Linked DNA regions of Homo sapiens: all the other regions are linked to region 1. The links are chromatin contacts, found by Hi-C in ENCODE. All regions are on one chromosome and are shown on one strand. Each heading gives the region's core, a stretch centred on a gene start or an enhancer-like site at or near the end of the contact. The rest is flanking DNA. Distances are from core to core; before and after follow the strand shown.

Region 1 (4,028 bases), core at 1,109-3,608:
GCTAAACATATAATTCAGCAAGCATGCTCCTAGATTTTTACTAAACTGATTTGTTAATTTTTGCCCACAAAAATTCTATTTATATTTTTATAGATGCTTTATTCATAATTACCCCAAACTGGAAGCAATCAAGACGTTCCCCAAGAGGAGAACAGATAGTCTGTGATACATCCATATGGTGAGATAATATTCAATGATAAAAAGATAAGAGCAATCAAATCATGAAAAAAATGAAAGAATCTTAAATGCAAATTTCTAAGTGAAATAAGCCAATTTGAAAAGGATACAGACTAGTGATTCTGATTATGTGACATTCCACAAGAAAGAAACCTATCAGGGGTTGCCAAATGTTTGTGGGGAGTAAAGGAGGATGGAAGAATAATTGATGCACAAATGATTCTTCTGTCAATAAAGCTATGATTATATGCTGTATGATACTGTAATGGTGGATACATGGCATTAGGTATTTGTCAAAACCAACAGAACTTTACAGAAGAAATAGTAAACCTTAATGTACGCAAATTTAAAAAGAAACATATAGTATGTCTGGAGATCCCTGACACCATCTAAGCAAAAAAAAAATCTAACTGTATTTCACATGTGTGACACAACCTCACTGAAGTTGGTAGAGGAAGAAAATGTGCTAACCTAAGTTACTTTATATACGATATAAATGAATTTTATTTGTCTCATGAACCCTGTACTTTAGTTGACAAAAATGTTTTTGTTAAGAGGTAACTTAGGTTACAAGTGCTCTGCTGAATGAATTGATTAATGCCATTATCTTGAGAGTAGGTTAGCTACCTAGGAAGTGAGTTCTTGATAAAAGGATTAGTTCAGCACTATTCCTATTTCTCTGTCACATGCATACATGCTGTCTTGCTCTTCTGCCTTCCACCATGGGATAACACAGAAGGAAGGTCCTTGTTACATGTAGGTTCCTCAACCTTGGATTTCCCAGTCTCGAGAACTGTAAGAAATAAGTCTCTGTTCTTTATAAATTACCCAGTCTAAGGCATGCTACATTAGCACAAAACGGACTAAGACACTATCTATCCATCTACCTATATGTCTATATATCTACCTAATCTATCTGGCTATTTATCTATCTATCTATCTATCTATCTATCTATCTATCTATCATCTATCTGTTCCCACCTAAGCAGGTGAAAGTAAGCTACCTTATAAAGCAGAAGATAATATACACATCAAAACACTCTCTTACCTAATAAAGACTGGTACGTTAAAGGTAGTGGTACACTGCTTTTACATCTCAATGTTTATTTGCTCATTTGTTTTTCCCAACTGTGAACAAAATGTTATGAAAAAGCTATTATAATAGCAACTAGTATGCAGCTCCACCATCTTTAACTTAATTGGAGAGAGACATAAAGAAAAATGTTTGTTCTTAACATTCTTGCAAGAAGAAGCAATATGCAGAGAATGTTTTTTTCTCTCTCTCTCTTTCTCTGTGTTTATGTATACATTCATTAATCTATACTTATATACATTAAAATTCAGTTTTTTAAAATAAGTAAGAAAATGGGTGTTTCAGTCAACTAAATATTCTAATTAATTCAATATTTTATCCTGTGAGATGTTCAAAAGATCAAATATTTTTAAAAGTCATAATAATCCCATAAAATTACTTAGATAGTCACTCTTTCTTCCTCATCTTTTGTCTAGGTCACTCCTACCATACTGAACATGAATTTGATAATTTTTTAATCTTATTCACGCACAAGCTTAGATTTGATTCCTTATTTTATATTTATAAACTATTTTTGTCTTGCCGCTGACTTTTTTGTATCAGATTGAGTTTTATACTACTGTTTTATTTAAGCCCTTTCTTGCAATTACCATCATCCTGCACCAATATAGAAATTTCAGTGTGTTTCCTTCTTCCTTGAGCTCACAATGAGATCTCCTGTTATAGGCTGATGGCTACAGGCATATTTTACTGTCATAATTTTCACAGAACTCACACACTAATAATCCAAACTAACCCTAAAATTATATCAAAAAATTAATCTGATTAGGATGATAATTCACAGTCACATAGTGTTTTGGAATCTTTGTGGTGAAAATAAATTGTTCGTTTAAAACTATTGACTTAGAAGTCGGACTCTATTATTGTGTAATGACTGAAACCAGAAGTAACATTTTTCAATATATCTCTATATAAAGAATATTCTCTGATATGGTTTGGCTGTGTCCCCACCCAAATCTCATCTTAAATTGTAACTCCCACAATTCCCACATGTCCTGGGAGGAACCGGGTGGGAGGTGATTGAATTATGGGGGTGGATCTTTCCTACGCTGTTCTCATGACAGTGAATGAGTCTCATGAGATTTGATAGTTTTAAAAATGTAAGTTTCTCTGCACAAGCTCTCTTTTTGCCTGCTGCCATCCACGTAAGATGTGACTTGCACCTCCTTGTCTTCTGCCACGATTGTGAGGCTTCCCCAGCCATGTGGAACTGTGAGTTCTCCATTATACCTCTTTCCTTTTTATATTGCCCAGTCTTCAGTATGTCTTTATCAGCAGCATGAGACTAGACTAACACATTCTCATTTTGTGCGTTTTGGAGAAAAAATAATACGGCAAGAAATTCCATTTTTGAAAATTATTATTGCTTAAACTTTAGATAAATGGGAATTGACTGTGTTTGTTTACCCTAACATGGACTAGGTGCTGGCAAATTACAACTGCAATTTTGTTTCTGCAGCCTCAAATTTAATCTTTTATTTTGTCAGATGTGGCTAGGTGAACAATTTCCAAAAAAAAAAAAGACTAAAATAGTGAGCCTTAAAAAATCCTATTTCTCTTCTAGACTTGGATCCCTAAGTACCAGTCAAGGAAAATATCTAATTTCTTCAAGGAAAAAGAGTCCATATTTCTTTTGAAACATATCATGTTGCCATAGTTACCAAATGCTCTCCTTTTATTTCCTAACAATAATATCACCATCTAGATACACATAGCTTACAAAAGTAAATGTTTTATTGTGGAATTTTATAAGGACACAGGATCTGCTTCCAATGACTTTCAAAAAAATTAAAATGGAAGGATTCTTTCTAATAAATACACCTGAGTTGAAATTAAATGTTTTCTGAGCAAGAGCATAGGAGAAAAGGAGGAGCAGAGAGAAACTGAAAAAGACACATACAGTTTTAACATTTCAAAGGTGAAGGTGATTTAAATTAGGATTTGGGCATGGCTGTTCTTCTCCACCCCAGTGTATATAAACATTCTCATATGGGTTGCCATGTCTCCAGGAGTGATACCTTCATCTGGACAGGCCATTAGAAATTAAAACATATTTACACATATACACATGCACATCTTAGAATAAGAAAAATTATAAACCAGCTTATTTTTATTTGTCTTGCCAAATATAAACTTTAGAGACAAAATTTTAAATAAAGCAGCAACTATGAAAATAAATAATGAGATTCCTGTGTACAGAATTACGTAGTTGGGGTTTACATATTTGAAATCAAGCTCCAAGTAGAAACGAATCAGTTTTCTCTTTCTTTTCTCTTACTTTTTAAGAAGCTATCACAAGAATTTTATTTACAGGAATTTAAGGTGGAAACATATACCTTTTGGGGAGTAAATCATTACTAAAAACATAATTAATGTGGTCATTTTGAACAATATTATCAAATAGTTACCTCAATGAATCATAAAAATCATCAAATATGTACATGATTTGAAAAATCTTGAAAACTAAGAAAGTTGAAATATGCAAAAAGTAAATTTCATAGTCTACCTTTATAGATAAAACATCAATAGCTAATATTAAACTATAAGCATTATTATTAAAATATAAACATTAATTGAAAATTTAAAATTAAATTTAAAAATTAATTAATTTCTTTATATCTTCCTATTTCATACTTAAAAGGTTTCTTATTCTAGCCTACACGGTGTATCACAAACTGCAAATTACAATACTTGATGTTTTAATGCACTATGTCGGGGGGTGGGGGGCAAGGGGAGAGAGGAAGAGCATTAGGACAAA
Region 2 (4,028 bases), core at 816-3,315, 480 kb before region 1:
AGTTCGAGACCAGCCTGGCCAACATGACGAAACCTCGTCTCTACTAAAAATACAAAAAATTAGCTGGGCATGGTGGCAGGCGCCTGTAATCCCAGCTACTCAGGAGGCTGAGTCAGGAGCATAGCTTGAACCCGGGAGGCGGAGGTTGCAGTGAGATGGTGCGGCTGACCTCCAGCCTGGGCAGCAGAGAAAGACTCTGTCAAAAAAGAAAAAAAAGAAAGGTACATGGCAAGCCTACATACCAGGTGTATTTTCCAATAGTATTTCTAACTTGAGGCAGCTGAGCTCACATTGCACATAACAAAATTATGAAAATGACAAAATGGAAGCTGAACTCAGAGACATCAGGAAACAGATACTTAAATATTATCAGACCTTACTCTCCATCCCATATCTGCCTCTCACTTGCTATCAACTTGACCATTTTCACCTGTGGCTTCAGAGGATAATGATAATATTTACTTAATTTAATGTCTCCTATTACAATTGGGTCAGATGTTTTATGCACTTAAAAACTTACTGGCATCCATTTCATGCAATAAATTTAACACCAGATTGCCACTCAAAAGAAAGTATCAATTAAGCTGGAATATGTCAGCATTGGCAATACACAGATCAAACAAAAACACAAAATAATTTGGCTTACACTCTCTGCCTGTTAAAGTAACCAATGAAACTATTTTCCTGGGGAAGCTTTTCAAAGTATTTAGCCTGTCACAAACTGGCCCTTTGAAACTGTATTCCCAAAGACAAGTTGTAGAACCCAGACGGTCATTGAGAATTGTTGAGCCTGGAGGGTGAGAATTTGTGTCCACCACAGTCGAGAATCAGAAAGGAGGATAAGATGAGGAGAGAGAAGAAAACAATAGGTAAAGTCTGTGTAGTATGGAGGTGTGTTTCCAGAGGATATTGAAGAGCAAAGGAAACACAGGGATGGATGCTGGAGGCCACTACTATGGACTGAATGTGTCTCCCCAAAATTCATATGTCGAAATCCTAATGTACAATGTAATAGTAATTTGAGATGGGCCTTTGGGAGGAATTTGATCATGAGAGGAGATTCCTTATGATGAGATAAGTGCCCTTATTTTTTTAAAAAGGACAGAAAACAGCTTGCTTCTTCTTCTCTGCCTCTCTCTCTCTGTTTCTCTCTCTCTCTCTGTTTCTCTCTCTCTGTTTCTCTCTCTCTCTCTGTTTCTCTCTCTCTCTCTGTTTCTCTCTCTCTCTCACTCTCTCTCATTCTCTCTCTGTCCCACATGAGAAGACAGTGGGAAGATAGCCACCTATGGAGTGGAGGAGTACCCTCACCAAAACTGATCTCAGATGAGACTGGAACCCTGATCTCAAACTGCCATCATCCAGAGCTATGAGAAATGTTTGCTGTCGAAGTCACCTCGTCTAGGGTAATGTGTTATAACAACCCAAGCTGATGAAGAAAGCCACTGTCTGATTAGATGGGTCTCTCCTAAGGAATTGGTTTCTTGTTAGGTAATGTACCCTGGTATCAAGATTTGGAAAACAGTGTAAATATTAATTCAAAGTAATTATTTGAGCTGTGCTGGTAACTAGACCTACTAGAGTAATTCTGGCTCAAATAGTTCTTGTGATATGCCCTGCTTATTCTTATAAGGATTGAGAAGTTGACTAAAATTTGTCCATTATTTATTACCAGTGAACTCTGGTATTTCCTGAGGGTATTTTCTCAAACCTACTCGTTCCTTCCAGGCCTCTGCCACTTGCTCAATGTAGTATCCCAGCTCTCTGTCACTTTCCATGCCTCACCTCATGACGCTGCTTGCTAGTTCAGCCTCCCTCCTGGCATGGGCCAGACAGCAGCATATTCTCCTTACCTGCTGTCATGAAAGCTGTAATAACTGCAATGCCCAGTGCAAAGCTACCTAAACCCAGGAAGAATCTGGCCTCCCCACTTACTTTCAAGGTGGGACTAGGTAACACAGTCCAGAAATGTTGAGGATTTCAGACCATTAGGGTATATTCGGCCACTGAGAGTCAGGAGAAATTGAGGAGCCAACAAATTATGTCTTCACATTTACTCACTCTCTCCCCCACAGGATCACTGTGGAGAAGGTGTTTTCATTGGCCTCTGCACAGGCACCCTGCATCACTCATTAGTCAGTCGAGCTTCCTGGGGCCAGCTCAGTAGCATGCCAACTTGTATGTGATTTTCTTCCCCTCAACCTTAATGACCTGGTACTGCACCCATTCCTAAAGTATTAGCACACAAGCTTTCCTTTAGGCTCTGTTGGTTAGGGGCTCTTTGACTCATTACCCCTTCTACCCCAGCTCACATACACTGTTGCCCTGCCAAATAACATGTTTATTTCAGTGATGTCAGCAGGAACAGACATTCATGTCCAACTGTGTTGATTCCTTCTTTTAGTCTATCTTGGAAGTAGCGAAGAATTTCTGCTCTGGGGCCTCTCTTTCAACTGAGGACACACATCAAGACACAGCTGTTGCACCAGAAGCTGTAATTCTGCAGGCCTGCCAACTGGCACATTCCATCATATAACAAGAATTCTTGGGATGTGGAATCCAAAACACTGGCCAGAGACATAGCTTAATATCACTACAGTGGTGTGGGATGGAGTAAATATTAGTACTTGTTTTATTTTTTCTGGTAAGTAGAAAATTGGAAATGGTACCCTCTTATAGTTTCTTGCCAAAGATGGATGTTGGCTTTCCACAAAAGTGTAGAGCTACACAAGCCTTAGGATTCTGTTAAATTAATTCTAAATATCTGAGAAGAAAATTACTAATAATGTGTCATGAATTAGTGACTCCCAAGAATTGAAGTCCACAAGAACCTCAGAATGTGATTCTATTTGGGAAAATGATCTTTTCAGATGCAAGTAATTAAGATCTTCAGATGAAATCATAATTCTGAACTTAGTATGGGTTCTAACTACAAAGACTGATGCCTTTATAAGAAGAGGAAAAAACACAGAGACATAGAGGTGAAGGTCACCTGAAGATAAAGACAGAAATTGAAGTTATGCTCCCACGAGCCAAGGAAGGTTAGGGGCCCCCAGAGGTACAAGAAGAAAGGAAGTATTCTCTCCTTCCTTTGGAAAGAGTGTGGCCCTGGCTATATTTTGATTTTGGACTTCTAACCCCTAGAACTGTGAGAAAATACATTTCTGTTTGTTTTTAAATCAGTTTGTTGTATTAGGTTGGTGCAAAAGTAATTGTATTTTTTACCATTACTTTTAATGGCAACAATCGTTAATTACTTTCACACCAACCTAATACATTGTTAAGGCAGACCAAAGTATTAGAGAGACCCCAAAATCAGCAGCAGAAAATGTCAGCGGTCTAAGAGAATGAAGTGAGGAGTGAGAACATACACACGGAATAGGCACGAATGGCAAAAATCTTGATGCTAAGTCGTGTTTTTGGATGTTGCATTACAAATACAATGAGCCCTTATCAATTAAATGATGGGCTTTCTGGTACTATTGAATGACATCAGTTTCTTTTACTTGGGTATATTAACTTCCTTAACTCTACATGAAAAAGTCTTTGCATATCTAGAATATTTCATCAGGGAGTCAAATTGTCTCCTGGATATAAACATCAACAAACCAAAACAAGCTTACACAAGTGGAAAGCTTGACATTGTTGAAGAATGAGTGACAGAACCTCAAATGTTTGAATAATGTTTCATTCACAGCTGTTGTGGCTTCTATCTAGTTGGCAAAACATGTAAGTCTAGCCATGAGCTACCTACCCCAGTCTGAGAAAATTATTTTAACATCTAATGGCCCTTGTCATGTAACTCCTCAAGGTTATACATTTTTCCATTGATTTTACCATGGAACCTAGAGTTATCAAGAAGTTAAGAAGGGAAATAGATATAAATCCACTTATCTTTAATTAAAATTTTTCCTAAAAATTTTTGATATAGGCTTTTTGTAACAAACTGCCTTTAAGTAGGTTTTTCACAACAAAAGTCTACTCATATTCATTATAATGTTTATTATGAGCTCTATGTTATTGCCTTAATG
Region 3 (4,028 bases), core at 558-3,057, 330 kb before region 1:
TATAAAAGAGCCTGGCACCTTCTTCTCCTCTCTCTTCCTCTCTCTCATCATGTGATATATCTGCTCCCCATTTGCCTTCCATCAATTGTAAGCTTCCTGAGGCCCTCACCAGAAGCAGATATTGGCACTATGTTTCATGTACAGACTGCAGAATCATGAGCCAAATAAACCTCTTTTCTTTATCAATTACCCAGTCTCAGGTATTCCTTTACAGTGATGAAAACAGACTAATCTAGTTACTGAAAACCTCTATGAATGAAGACTTTGCCCACATTTTCACTATGTATCCCAGATTTTCTAGAAGGTATTTCCGAATATAATTGCAAAAGCAAACATATAGTAGTGGTTCTGATTGCAGAAATTTTAGAGTAGCTTGTATCAGACTATCCATTAGAAAGAGAATAAATAAACTAAATTCCAGCACTGACAGCAGAGTAAAAACCTGTCTCCAATACATAAATAAGTCGATAAATAAATAAGTAACAAATAAGCTTTGAACAAATAGAGTTAAAAAAAGTTTGAAGACATTGGAGACTAGACACAAATGAGCAAATCCTGGATGGAGTTTGGCCCTTGAAAAGGAGAATGGCAAGGATGAGATCTCATTTGTACATCTTTTCCCTCTTAGGGGGAAAAAAAGACAAAAATAAAAGTATTGGAAACAGTAAATGAGAGAATACACAAAATTTACAAAGGAACAAATACATAAATAATTGCTAATGTCACATTAAAAAAATGAAAATAAGAAGAAAAGGAATCTTATCTTTAAATTCCTTAAAATAAAAACAAAAATTTTAAATCAGCATGCTGCATCAAGTCAAAAATAACTTATTTGGTTAAATAAATATATATTTTAGGTAAACGAAAGCTGAGAAGATATATTTCTCAAGTTCTGTACTATAAGAAATGCTAAAATAAATACTTCAGAATAAAGTGAAATGACTATAGACAGTGACAGAGATTCACAGGAAGAAATAAAGACCACTAAAAATAAGAGCTTTCTTTTAATTTCTTTAAAAGAAAATTGACAATTTAATGCAAAAAATATAAGGTTGAATTATAAAATTTATAAGTAGATTTAAAATGTATGGCACCAATAATGTTACTGAATTCATATGGGTCTGCAGCAACCTTAGTTTTTTCCTCTTCAGGAAAAACAAATTGACCAAAGAGGCAGAAGGAGAAACCAGAGCAAATTTTAGAGCAAGAGTGAAAGTTTATCAGAAGTCTTTGGAACAGGAATGGAAGGAAGTAAAGTACACTTGGAAGAGGAACAAGTGGGTGACATGAGAGATAAAGTGCACGGTTTGACCTTTGGACTTGGGATTTTATACATTAGCATACTTCCAGGATCTCGCATCCCTTCTCTCCTGATTCTTCCCTTGGGGTGGGCTGTCACATGTGCAGTGAACTGCCAGCACTTGGGAGGGGAGCATGCACAGTGTGTTTACTGGACCTGTACACATGCTCAATTGAGGTGTTCTCCCCTTACCAGCCAAATGTCCCTTGGTGGTAATATACCAGTTAAACTCTTCCATTTTACCTCTTAGTGCACATGCCCAAGCCCACTCACTCAACTCCTGAGATCTTATTAGAAAGCTGCTTATCACCAGTTTCAGGTGTTTCTGTTTCTTGGGAGACTGCCTTTCCCTGGCACTGGCTGTGACCATTTGTTATTTAGAGAGATGGTTTACTAACCACCTGACCATCACCTGATGGATGCCTGACATTCCTAGAGTGGGAGTGCTCTCCTACCCTTCTTGTGTGTGACTAGCTACCTACTGTAACAACTTCCCTTTCAAGAGTCCAAGACCTCAATTCTTTGGAGAAAAATGGATGAAGGTCAGTCTTCTGTAACTGCTTCCTTCTCACAGAGGGGCAATGGTGGTTCTGTGGGTCTTGGCCTTTGGCTAGTTGCCAGGGAAGGGTTTGCTTTGTGAGCTGGTGAAAGCAGTATCCAGCCAGGTCCAAAGGAGACACAGGCAGGATTTTACTTCTGTCATGTCTCACTGATGGGCAGTCTAGGGGTCTCCTGCAGGAGGGTGACTCTTAAATATTGAGAGGATGGTATCCCTCAATAATGATCATCTAGAGCTTGATGGCCTGAAGGCAAGAGAAGACAAATCAGGTTATTAGATTTAGCAGAATGTTAAAATGAAGTAAGGGGGTGATGACAGCTGACACACCCAGGTAGCTGGTGGCTATAGTCATAACTGCTAAGAATTGGGCGTGTGGGGGTGCTAGCCAATTCCAATATGTGCCAAGAATTGCAATACTGAAGCAGATTTTTTCATTACCCATCCCTTTTGTTTCTTCTGAGCTGCAGCCAGAGATCACTACTAGTTGGTTCACTGGAGTAAGTAGGGTGAGTCTAAATTGCAGACAAAAACTCAAAAACAACTGATGAGGCTAGAACTTAATCACAGGTGTACCATAGTTCTTCAAACATAATTTTTCTCTCTCCAGATCTTATTTTTATGAAAAATAAATCCTGATAGGACTGATGTGCTTGCAAAATAAGTTCTAGTCTTATTACACTTGGCCAGATTATTTGCATGAATCACAGCAAGAATAATCATTTTCCAGAAAGTGACATTTTTTACTTATGTCAGGAACCCTGTACAGGGACTGTGTAGACAAGGTGTGAGGCCAGTTTTCCCAAGGGGTTTTATTGTCTCTATAAGTCAAATTTGGTTCCTTAAAGAAATGCACATTATTTCAGTCAAAGCCTTGATAAAATAACCAGTGTCTCTAATTGTGTCCTGTTGCAAAAGAAAATAGATTCATATTGCATTTATGCAAATAACTGTATTGCCATGAGTTAAGAATATTCACAAATAGTTTTCAAATTCAGGAGAAATCAGGTAGGAAGAAAAAACATTATGCTTCAAATTATGTTGATAGTAGTATAATTTATTTACTCAATTCTTTAAAAGCTGTAAATAATGCAAAAGAAAATTTTCTTGTCTTTTAAAAACGAAGGATTAACAACATTTTAAGCAAAAACTCATAAAAGAATTATTTTAGTCTTCTACTAGTTTAGTCCATGTTCTGCTTGATATTCATGAACATTTTAGCTCTCCATATCTCTAATGACACAATCTTTGAAGTGATCAAAAACCTGTGTTTTAGAACACCTGTTAGAGTATTACAGCTGTTTATAAAACCTCCTTCTAAAAATAATCAAAACAAGACAACTAATGTTCGTGGATGACAAAACATCTTAGGGCAGGCACAGTCAAAGATACAATTGACAAGGAAATTTGTTAACTTGGTGGTACACAATAATTTAACATAATAATTATAATTATTCCTGATAGCATATATTAACTTATATCAGAGTCATAGGAATTTTGCATAATTTTGGAACACACATACCAATAACACATTTATAAAAATATAGGCCAATGAAATCCAAATGTTACCTTTGCATTAGTGTGCTATTGATGTCAAACCCAACTCAATAAAACCTTAATAGGCAAATCTGTTCAATTTTAATCAGCCTGATCATAAGGTAAGATTCTCATGAACATTTTATAAGCCTTTACAATTTTCTGTTAAAGAGCAGAACAATACTCTAAGAAAATTGTGTTGTGTTTTTATTCCAATGTTTAATTTACAGATAAGCTGAATAATACCCTTTTAATTTTAGCTAATATGTTCACTCACACAATTTCTTTTACATGATTAATTTTTCACAAACATTCCACAACTTACTTAAACTTTTAACTTTATCTAATCTAACTTTAAACAACACCTTAACCCTCTAAAATAAGCAATAGAAATAGAGCTATTATAGAGAAAGATGAATTCAGAAGTTGGGTAAATATTAAGCAGGTACCTGTCTTGGTAAATACATTTTTGCCCCAAAGAGGTGTGAATATTTTCTTTGGAGGCAGGAGGTGCCATGTGCCTCATTACCTGACATGATTTGGAGGAGAGTTGCTAGAGAAGATTAGCACAGAGTAGTCAGCTCTTGAACCCAAAAGGGAAAATTATAATTTTACTTGCTGCCTCCATAGTTGTCC

Evidence for each region. Hi-C counts contacts between places; a loop is a spot of excess contacts on that map. Pooled maps may share reads with other maps.
Region 2: a map of mammary epithelial cell shows a loop between it and region 1 (12-fold over the local background). The contact joins the enhancer-like site here to the promoter of LINC01697 in region 1. A Hi-C loop is called at or near these places in 6 of 168 maps with a recorded cell type or tissue (Caco-2, IMR-90, chondrocyte and 3 more) and 13 of 50 pooled maps.
Region 3: a map of left cardiac atrium shows a loop between it and region 1 (4-fold over the local background). The contact joins the promoter of LINC00113 here to the promoter of LINC01697 in region 1. A Hi-C loop is called at or near these places in 1 of 168 maps with a recorded cell type or tissue (left cardiac atrium) and 2 of 50 pooled maps.

The regions. Positions count from the first base shown.
Region 1 is chr21:28,046,056-28,050,083 of GRCh38, forward strand. It overlaps LINC01697 (long intergenic non-protein coding RNA 1697), which reads left to right and starts at 2,359. Exons shown (of 5, transcript NR_126010.1): 1 at 2,359-2,482.
Region 2 is chr21:27,568,271-27,572,298 of GRCh38, forward strand. No RefSeq gene overlaps it. Among named protein-coding and RNA genes, the nearest start is that of LINC01673, 68 kb to the right of the region's middle. Within about 2 kb of position 2,066, at least 12 of the 41 ENCODE cell types and tissues checked have a DNase peak (open chromatin) inside an H3K27ac peak, as active enhancers do; they include IMR-90, heart right ventricle and mammary epithelial cell, where a contact is called at or near this core.
Region 3 is chr21:27,720,572-27,724,599 of GRCh38, forward strand. LINC00113 (long intergenic non-protein coding RNA 113) reads left to right here and starts at 1,808. Exons shown (of 4, transcript NR_024357.2): 1 at 1,808-1,842.